Regions from separate parts of the Homo sapiens genome. Here all the other regions are linked to region 1. A link is an interaction called in ENCODE POLR2A ChIA-PET data of the cell type or tissue named here. Cell type or tissue: GM12878. All regions are shown on one strand.

Region 1 (2,500 bases):
GCGGCCAGATGGCTCAAAGACAAACTCTCCCCTGCTCAGGCTTGCACCCAGACACGACACCATGCATCTCCTCGGCCCCTGGCTCCTGCTCCTGGGTAAGGACTGTGGCCTGGGCTAGTACTGGGGTTCTGGGATGTCAGTGGGCACTGGAGGAGGAGGAAAGACCCAGGCAGAGAGGCGTCAACATAGGGTAGGGTGGGGGCAGCGGTGTGTATAGATAAATGTACATACAAATATATATGTTTCCCATATATACATACACTTCTCTCATTGCATCCTGCTGTCTTTGTGTATCTCTGTATTTCTCCCACTATCTTCAGAGGGAATTCTTTAGTCTTTAGAAAGCTCTCTGCTGGGTGCAGTGGCTCATGCCTGAAATCTCAGCACTTTGTGAGGCTGAGGTGGGAGGATCACTTGAGGTCAGGAGTTCAAGGCCAGCTTGGACAACATAGCAAGACCCCTATCTCTAAAAAGAATAAAAAATTAAACAAATTTTAAAATAAAAAATAACTTTTAAAAGAAGGCTCTCATGCCCCCTTAGTAATGCTTTCTGATCACTGTGGTGAGTTCTAGAATACTTGGCTTTCTCTGACTCAAGTAAATGGGTTTTTGAGCACCCTGAAACCCTCTACGCCTGGGAGGGGGCCTGCGTCTGGATCCCCTGCACCTACAGAGCCCTAGATGGTGACCTGGAAAGCTTCATCCTGTTCCACAATCCTGAGTATAACAAGAACACCTCGAAGTTTGATGGGACAAGACTCTATGAAAGCACAAAGGATGGGAAGGTTCCTTCTGAGCAGAAAAGGGTGCAATTCCTGGGAGACAAGAATAAGAACTGCACACTGAGTATCCACCCGGTGCACCTCAATGACAGTGGTCAGCTGGGGCTGAGGATGGAGTCCAAGACTGAGAAATGGATGGAACGAATACACCTCAATGTCTCTGGTAAGGCCTTCGGGGAGCGGGTCCTCTGCTCTGGGCAGGGGTGAGTGGGAGGCAGGAAATACCTGACTCCTGGCACAGAGCTCACAAACCGAGCTTCCTGCAGAGCTCAGGCAGGGGACGCCAGCGGATGACGATGGCGATGCAGCAGCACTAGACAGAGCTGCGGGACCTCGGATGTCCCATCTGACCCTCAGTTCCTGCCCCTCTGGGACCTGGATTCCAAAGTTATCGGATCTCCTGATCTTTCCCTCTTTCTTTCTCACCATGTATTTTTCAGCTTTTGTGACAAACTCGTGTTTGGCCTTAGTACTGGAACCATCCAAGCACCGCATTCCTTTAGTGGGGTGGGTCTGCATGTAACCAGCCTCAGCTCTCCCCCAGGCTGGACCGCCCCCTTCAGACATTGGGGTCTGAAGCTGCATCGCTCACCCCAAACTTAGGGCTGCTCAGAGCTCCCTATAGAGGAAACTGGGTGTGGAACGGAGTAACCACACTCCCTAGGGCAGAGGCCCCAGACCTGTGTTTGATGGGTCAAATCCACCCCTACATGTGCAGTGCCATAACTGAGCCTGTGTTATAAAAATCATAAAATGTTTGTTTTACTTTTTTTCCTCTTCTTTTCCCCTTCCCCTTCCTTTCCCTTTTTATGAGACAGGGTCTCGCACTGTCATCACCCAGGCTGGAGTGCAGTGGCGCGATCTCAGCTCACTGCAGCCTTGATCTCCCGGGTTCAAGCAATCCTCCCACCTCCAAAGTAGCTAGGATCACAGGTGCATGCCACCATGCCCAGCTAACTTTTTAATTTGTTGTAGAAATGGGTCTTGCTATGTTGCCAGGCTGGTCTTGAACTCCTGGCCTCAAGCAATCCTCCTGCTTCAACCTCTCAAAGCATTAGGATTACAGGCATGAGTCACCGCACCCGGCCTGATCTTCTGATTTTTCAAGAGACGATGGAAATCTAGATTTTCCAGTGAAATCTCCCAGCATGTTAATGTTCATGGCAAGTTCTCATGAGCTCTTCAAGGTCAGATGACACTGTTGTTGAACCCCAAAGGCCAGGTTTGAGCTCCCGATGCGTAGTCAGCCAAACACTGACACCTCAGTGCTTAGAAGCTGAGATAGGATTATTTAATTTAGCCAAAGCAAGGGGACAGAAGAGAGAAACTCTCAAATCTGACCTGACTTTGAGCGTTAGTGGGGGCTTTTATGAGTAAAGTAGGTGTGCAGGAGGTGACCTCCCGATCGTCAAAGCTGTTGTGCCCCTCGGCTCATCAAATTTCTGGATGTCATCAAGGAGGTCTGTGTGACCTAAGGATCATTGTTCTTTGAAAGAGAGACAAGTTCATTTATCTTGCAGGCAGCTGCCAGGGAGTCAGGATGTAAGTTAAACAATTATGAGTGAATTAATGGTTACCTGCTACTGAAATGACCAAATGTAACTAATCATGCATGGAGGAAGGAAAGGACAAAGAGAAAAGAAAAGAAGTAAAACGAACATCTTATAATTTTTATAACATAGGTTCAGTTATAGCACTGCACATGTAGGGGTGGCTTT
Region 2 (2,500 bases), 85 kb after region 1:
AGTGAGCAAAGGCAGCCCCCTTATTTATTGGGTAACAAGAGCACGAGGAGGTGGCAACAATTGGTCAGCTGCTTAATTGATCAGAGGTTCATGTTGTTACTGACAGGCTTCTATTATGCCTAATCATAAGAAACATTTGTTCAGCTTCCAACAAAGCTGAAGTTTAAATGATGCAATTACATTCAGCACAGAGGAGTATCTCCCCCAATCCCACCATATAAAGAGAAAGCACATGCATGCAGGAGAGAAACAGTGAATGGAAGGCTAGGAAATCTTGGTCTTGGAGGAGAGTGCAGATTGGAGATAGAGGGAAGGGGAAAATAAGATGCTGGGATCTTGAGGGAGGATGTGGGGTGGTGGCCAAGCTCCCTGGTTCATGGGGATGAGAATGAAGCCTCTGTTGGCTCTGGGTCATGTGACATGGGCCAAGATAAGACATGGTTCCTGCAGAGAGATGGAGCGTGGTCTGTCTGTCTTGTGCTCATGTGTCTGTGTCAAATGGCTTCCGAGGGAACTAGAGCCACTTAGGTCTATGTGGTTTAAGGAAAGCACAAGTGAAAAGAAGCCAGGAATAGTGCAGAGGTAGGGGATGGGACACCAAGACATGAGGCCAGAGTGTGAGACAGAATCAGAGCTCCTGCCTGCAGAGAATGATGGGCTGTGTGAGGAGCCCTGGCCCTCTGCGGACATTTTAATAAGTGGCCCCACTTTCTTAGGTGCTCATGTGTCCGGGGATTCTAGGGAGGTTTTGTGAGGCTGAGCTAAAAAAAATAACCAATTCCAGCTAGGCACAGGGGCTCACGCCTGTAATCCCAGCCCTTTGGGAGGCTGGGGTGTGAGGATTGCTTAAGGCCAGGAGGTCAAGGCTACAGTGAGCCATGATTGTGCCGCTGCACTCCAGCCTGAGCAAGAGGGTGAGACCCTGTCTCAAGAAACAAGCAAACAAAAATAACCTATTCCACTTTGACCCTGAATAGGGAAAACTGACCAAACAAGGAGAGTAGCCAGAGGCAGGGATGGAAGCATAGGAGAAACTGGCAGTGGACAAGCTCCTTTGGAATAATCCACCAAGAGAGGAAATGAAACAGAATGCCTGAATGAATTATGAAAGCAGAACAAAGTCTGAAAGAATAATCAGGGCTTGAGATCTAGAAAGGATCAATGAGATTTGTGGGAACAGACTTTCAGGGGAAACACAGAGGGCTAAGCGGCCTGAGAAACAGCTCAACTCTTGACCTTCCTCTTCCTGACACATAGCAAGCTCAAGTGTAAAAGTTCTTGGTTCCTGGGGGATCCCGAAATGGCAGAGGTGGCTGTATCTATGCACCTTATTCAACAAGTTGGTAAAAGTCCACTTAAGGCTGATCACCAAGAGCTGCCTGCTTAGAAACAGGAGGAAGCTAGATACCTAAAATACTCCCAGCACGTCCTGGGAGATGACACCCTAAGCTCTCACCTGGGAAAGGAAAAGGATGAGAGACCCAGGTGACTGCAGGTTCACCTTGCTGGGGAACAAGGTTTTCTCACCTTCATTTCCAGTGCGGGAGGGAAACCAGAATAGCAAAAGATCAAGAAAACTGAACAAAAACTAGAAGAGAAATTGGTGGAGGGATGACAGAGGTTGAAATGGGAAGGCACCAAGCAGAATCAGGTATCCTCTACAGAGCAGAGAATTGCCCTGAGCACAGAATGCTATATCATTTTCTCAAAGTCACAGAGCTGGGAATTGCCAACAGTGGGACTGGGATCCAGATCTGCTCCCCTCATTACTTATTCTCCCTGGATTTCTCTTCAGAGTGGAGCAATGCCCTGGCATTCAACTCGTCTGTGATATGACAGTCCTCACACTCTGTGTAGTGACCTACTATGAGTGGTACCTGGGCGCTGCCTGCCTAGAATTCATCCCTCCTTCTTCTGGTAGCAGCATCCCAATTTTCCTCTAGTTAACCACTCCCCCTCTACTCTTGGTCTGTGGGATGTGGGGAGGGGGACAGGGGGAGAAGGGGAGGTTGGCCCCATTATCACTGCAGGGCATGCAACCCAGACTTGGCAATCTCAGTCCATCTAGAGTCAATCTTTTCTAGACTCTTCTAGACTAATTCAGAAAGCAGCTTTCTCTTTCCACAGGGTGGTTAGGAAGGTAGAAGGTAATCCTGGAGCTTCCCGCCACCACGCAGGAGGAATTTGCCTGAGAGCAAAGCCAGCATAGAGAAGCAGAGCTGAGTCATGGAGACAGGTGGCTGAAAGTTTCATTTCGGCATATGGATCTCACCATTCCTGAAGCCACTTTCAACTCTTCAATTTCATAGCTAATAAATTCTCATTTTTGCACAATTAGCTGAAGCAAGGTTTTTTGTTACCTGGAAGCAATGAATGCAAATGTTTTTTAGGTAATTTGTTAATAGTAATAAAAGATAAAGAATATAATAATAAAGAATAGGGGCATTTCCAGGGCCGGGCACAGTGGCTCACACCTGTAATCCCAGTACTTTGGGAGGCC
Region 3 (2,500 bases), 130 kb after region 1:
AACCTTGCTGCGCTTTCGTTTTCTCACGAGAATTTTTTTTTTTTCTTTGAGACGGAGTCTCGCTCTGTCGCCCAGGCTGGAGTAGAGTGGCATCATCTCAGCTCACTGCAACCTCCGTCTCCCCGGTTCAAGCAATTCTTGTGCCTCGCCCTCCTAAGTAGCTGGGATTACAGGCATGCGCCACCACTCCCAGCTAATTTTTGTATTTTTAGTAGAGACGGGCTTTCACCATGTTGGCCAGGTTGGTCTTGAATTCCTGACCTCAAGTGATCCACCCGCCTCAGCCTCCCAAAGTGCTGGGATTACAGGCGTGAGCCACTGAGCCTGGCCTCTCACAAGATTTAAAAAAAAAAAAAGGCCAGGTGCAGTGGCTCACACCTGTAATCCTAACACCTTGGGAGGCCAAGGTAGAAGGATCACTTGAGACCAGGTGTTTGAGACCAGCCTGGGCAACAGAGTAAGACCCCATCTCTAAATAAATAAATAAATAAATAAATAAATAAATAAATAAATAAATAAATAAATATAGTTGATTTTAAAAAAGAAAAAGAAAAAAATGAAATTATTAAATAAAATAAATTAGCCAGGCATGGTGGCACACACCTGTAGTCCCAGCTACTTGGGAGGCTGAGGAGGGAGGACTGTTGGAACCCAGGAGGTGGAGGCTGCAGTGAGCCACTGTACTCCAGCCTGAATGACAGAGTGAGACCCTGACCCAAAAAATATATAAGTAAGAAATAAAAGAAGAAAAAAATAGGGCTAACAGCACCTACATCATCATGTTATTATGAGGATGAAACGAATTTCATATTGTACCTCCAAAGCACTTAGAAAAGTGTCTCGCACTGGAGATGCCAAATACATGTTTAACCATGGAAATGTTTTAAAACTGTAATTCCATTCTTCTGCTCGAAGGCCTCCAGATACTTCTCATGATCCTCAGAGTAAAATCCCATGCCTTCCCCAAAGCCAGCAAGGCCCCTGATGCATCTAGCACTTGGCTCTCACCCAACCCAGCTCATCCCTACTCCCTTCCTCCAAGCCCTCCTCCAGCTCCCTTCACTCTTCCTTTTTTGTTACCGACAGCTCACTAAGCTCCTTCTCCTTGTGGTTCCCTTTTCGTGGAGCCCTCGTTCCCCAGGTACTCATCCAGCTGAATTTCCCCTCTTTGAGGCTGCCTGTGACTCAAATTTTATTTCCTCAAAGGACTTCCCCCTCCACCACTCCTAAGTGGCTTCCCTTTTGACACATTCACATAATACCTAGTTGCTGACTTCGCTGGGTGTATCATTAGCTGATAGCATCTATTTTTGTCTACTTGTTATTTTTATCCGTTAGACTTGCACATCCCTTAATGCATCAAATGGTTGACTGTGAAAAACAACTTCCTTCCCCTCTCTCTCCACCACAGTCACTTACCGCTTCCTGGAGGCAGCTGCTGCTACCTCTTGTCAGCAAAATATTTATCCCTCCATGCCTTTAAGGGGCTTGCTTATTTTACTGTATTTCTTCATTTCTCAATATAAGGTTTCATCTGTTAAATTATTCTGTGGCAGATGAAGATTATGCTCTTATTCTTTTCCCAATATGTACAACACCCTTCCCGCCCTGTCTTCCCGATCTGCTCCCATTGTCACTATGTTAGAAAATATTCAGTGTTTGCATAATCGTGACTACATCGATGTTAATGACATTGGAGCTCTGTAGTAAATAACAGCTCCTTTTTTTTTTTTTCTTGAGACAGAATCTCACTCTGTCACCCAGGCTGGAGTGCAGTGGCACGATCTCAGCTCACTGCAACTTCCACCTCCCAGGTTCAAGCAATTCTCCCTGCCTAAGCCTCCCGAGTAGCTGGGATTACAGGTGCCCGCCACCTAGCCTGAATAATTTTTATTTTTAGTAGAGACTGAGTTTCACTGTGTTAGCCAGGATGGTCTCGATCTTCTGACCTGGTGATCCGCCTGCCTCGGCCTCCCAAAGTGCTGGGATTACAGGTGTGAGCCACCGCGCCCAGCCAGTTCCTTTTTTATCCTGCACAACTTTCCTCCCAAAACCCCTGGAATTAATAATCACCTTATTTTTTCATGTGTTTAGTCTACATGTTTACCACGAATTCAACCCCAAACTCTTTGTCAATGTTCTTGTCTCCTCTCAAGAACTTCAGGGGTTTTAGGAGGATACAGATTTCATCTCCCTGAAGAAATGTGTCTTGGAACTTTCTGACCTGTTCCAGTCTGCCTGGGTGGTGGTTTATGCCAGGTGTATAGCTCATGCTTGAAGCTCTTTTTTTTTTCTTTTAGATGGAGTCTCGCTCTGTTGCCCAGGCTGGAGTGCAGTGGTTTGATCTTGGCTCACTGCAACCTCTGCCTCCTGGGTTCAAGCAATTCTGTTGCCTCAGCTTCCCGAGTAGCTGGGATTACAGGTGCGTGCCTTCATGCCCAGCTAATTTTTCTTGTATTTTTAGTAGAGACGGGGTTTCACCATGTTGGTCTTGAACTCC
Region 4 (2,500 bases), 180 kb after region 1:
TAATATGATTCCTCTAAGAATCCTAATGGCACTCTCTTTTGGAACTGGTCCAAACACTGACATTTTTTTAGGAGAATGAAAGTTTAAGAATAGGTAAGAAAACACTGGAAAAGATAAATGGTAAGTGAAGATAAGAGGTAGATAGTAACATACTCTAAAGCTACCATAAATAAAGCAGTCCTGTCCGACAGAATTCCCAGAAACTCCCCAAAATACTAAGGTATTTACAAGAGGCATTTTAAATCAGTGGTTGAAGTGATTGAATACATGGGAATGGGAATATCAGTGAAGTATTTTGGGGGAAAATTTTAGTTCTAGCTCATCAATTTCCTCCTCTCTGTTTTTAACCAGTTTTCCCCTCATAAAGGAGGACACAGCTCGGATACAAAGCGTAGGGTAAGTCTGGTTAGATGGAGGGGTGGGACTAGACAGCATATAGGAAAACAAAGTCCAGATGCATCCCAGTTAAACTGAAAAAGTGAAATTGCAGGAGTATGCATAGTGCTAGAAGAAAATTACCTTAAAGCGGTACACCAAGAGCAAAAACCATAGAGGAAAAGATGGCTGCTTTTTGACTACTTATATACTTAAAACTGAGGTATATTAAAAAACTAGAAAAGTCCGAGTGCAGTAGCTCATGCCTGTAATCCCAGCACTTTGAGAGGCAGAGGCGGACAGATCACCTGAGATCAGGAGTTTGAGACCAGCCTGGCCAACATGGTGAAACCCCATCTCTACTAAAAATACAAAAAAAAATTAGCCAGAGGTGGTGGCTGGCGTCTGTAATCCCAGCTACTCGGGAGGCTGAGGTAAGAGAATCGCTTGAACCCAGGAGGTGGAGTTTCCAGTGAGCTCAGATCGCACCACTGCCCTCCAGCCTGGGTAACAGAGCGGGACTCCATCTCAAAAAGGAAAAAAACACAAACTAGAAAGAGGGTTACAAATGGGAAGAAATTTTTTTTTAAAAAAACCAGTTTGTTCCCATAAAAGGTTAGTATCCCTCATAGATTATCTAAAAAGAGATGTCTCTACTCAGCCCCAGCACCTCCGGTCTGGCCTTGCCCCTGGCCACGTGGGTCCTTTCCCACCAACGCCTCACCCAGGAGCTTGTTAGCAACGCGGCTAACAGGCTCAGCCCCACCCAGCCCTGTTAGAGCAACCTGCACTTTCACAAGATCTCCGTGACACTAACTCTCAGCACCACAGGTGCTGACATAAAGCCCACATTTCCAGCATAACTGGGGGGAATGTTTTTCCAAAGCACTCTGAATCCCCCAGAGTTCACCACAGTCTGTTCCCCGGCTGGATAGAGGACATTTAAGACAATTGTGCTTCTAAAAGGACCGGTTTACATGGAATTTCTCCCAGCCCCATCTGTGGTATAAGGTGAGGTATATCACAGCAAGATTTGCAATTAATTAGTACTTTGGAAATCGTTAGCATTTTTAGGAGTGCATTTGGTTTCTTCTGCCGAAATAGTCAGTTCCCTGCAGACAAGGCAGGAGGGGGTTGAGCAGAGTTGAGTTAGGAGGAGTGGGCACAGTCCTGGGCAGGAACTGCAGTCCCCAGGAGACTTAAGAGACTTTGGCTCTCACCTGAATCCCAGATTCCCCGCTCCCGCGGGCTTCATTCCCTGGCTTTTCACACTGCCGGGGAGAGAAAGGGGAGACTTTCCCTCAGTCCCCTCCCAGACCAGTCCCAGCCCCAAAATGGCAGCATTTTAACCCTGGGGCGAGCCGCTTCCGCTCCACCTCCGCGGCCATCCAGCCCCATCTCCGCGGAGCCTTGGCTCCCCGATCCTGCGAGTGAAACCAGCTGCTCTCCTTTTCCTTCCCGCGGTTGGTGGGAGATTCACGCCAGCCACTCACCCCGGGTTTATGTCCATTTCCTCCGCCGCTCCCACCGTGGTTGCCGGAGGAGGAGCCGGTGCTGGATCCCTGCAGGGGAAAGCAAGATTTCAAACGCTGTCCTAAAGGACCTAAAGGGGACCCAGTCGTTCCCAGCGGTGTTACAGATTTGTTGGAACCCCAATCAGATTCCAGTCCTCTTTCCAACCTCCAGACCTTCCCCCTCTTTAGCCTGTTGGTCGCTGCAGGAAGTTATTCCGAGCATGGAGAAGGCCAGGTGTGGCCGAGGGTATTCGGAACTACGCAATGATTTGGAGAACCTGAGCTGCTGCCCACCGCAGGCCGGGGGTGGGAACCCCTGGAGCCCGGCCGCGCAGTAGCCGCGATCCTGCCACCAGGGGGCAGCAAGTGGAAGGGACCCTAGAGCCCTCACCTGGGAGCGGCCGTAGCTGCCTTGGTCACCATTCCCAGAACTGCCCTAGATGGGGGAGAGGAGGATCATACGGGGAGCGGCGCATGAGAGCAGCTCAGGTTATTCGGCTTATTGTGTCCACGCACCTCCTCCTGTCTGACACTTTTCCCGACCCCCGAGGAAGCCAGATGTGGCTCCCTCTCCAGCTCGACTCCAAGACACGGGATGGGAGAGGCCGTCA

The links. Peaks named below come from ENCODE experiments on the same cell type or tissue, not always from the same donor. Only the 100,000 strongest peaks of a DNase experiment are listed, where the experiment ranks them.
Region 2: POLR2A ChIA-PET joins it to region 1 with 11 read pairs; 4 of 35 experiments call an interaction of 5 or more read pairs at or near these places.
Region 3: POLR2A ChIA-PET joins it to region 1 with 14 read pairs; 8 of 35 experiments call an interaction of 5 or more read pairs at or near these places.
Region 4: POLR2A ChIA-PET joins it to region 1 with 12 read pairs; 2 of 35 experiments call an interaction of 5 or more read pairs at or near these places.

Annotation. Positions count from the first base shown.
Region 1 is chr19:35,331,980-35,334,479 of GRCh38, forward strand. It overlaps CD22 (CD22 molecule), which reads left to right. Exons shown (of 14, transcript NM_001771.4): 2 at 40-95; 3 at 568-945. The coding sequence starts at 62. Among named protein-coding and RNA genes, the nearest start is that of CD22, 4.0 kb to the left of the region's middle. RefSeq lists a silencer at 1,326-1,535. In GM12878, a CTCF peak has its summit at 1,044; no DNase peak of the experiment used is centred here; H3K4me3 peaks cover 2,385 bases; H3K27ac peaks cover 2,500 bases.
Region 2 is chr19:35,417,049-35,419,548 of GRCh38, forward strand. No RefSeq gene overlaps it. Among named protein-coding and RNA genes, the nearest start is that of LINC01531, 13 kb to the left of the region's middle. In GM12878, no CTCF peak of the experiment used is centred here; a DNase peak (open chromatin) is centred at 1,213; H3K27ac peaks cover 2,301 bases.
Region 3 is chr19:35,461,468-35,463,967 of GRCh38, forward strand. No RefSeq gene overlaps it. Among named protein-coding and RNA genes, the nearest start is that of FFAR2, 14 kb to the left of the region's middle. In GM12878, a CTCF peak has its summit at 1,417; a DNase peak (open chromatin) is centred at 1,304; H3K4me3 peaks cover 391 bases; H3K27ac peaks cover 2,124 bases.
Region 4 is chr19:35,508,316-35,510,815 of GRCh38, forward strand. It overlaps DMKN (dermokine), which reads right to left. Exons shown (of 16, transcript NM_033317.5): 6 at 1,869-1,937; 7 at 1,596-1,646. Among named protein-coding and RNA genes, the nearest start is that of DMKN, 4.1 kb to the right of the region's middle. RefSeq lists an enhancer at 1,864-2,173. In GM12878, a CTCF peak has its summit at 2,234 (motif pointing right); DNase peaks (open chromatin) are centred at 1,117 and 2,168; H3K4me3 peaks cover 1,634 bases; H3K27ac peaks cover 1,316 bases.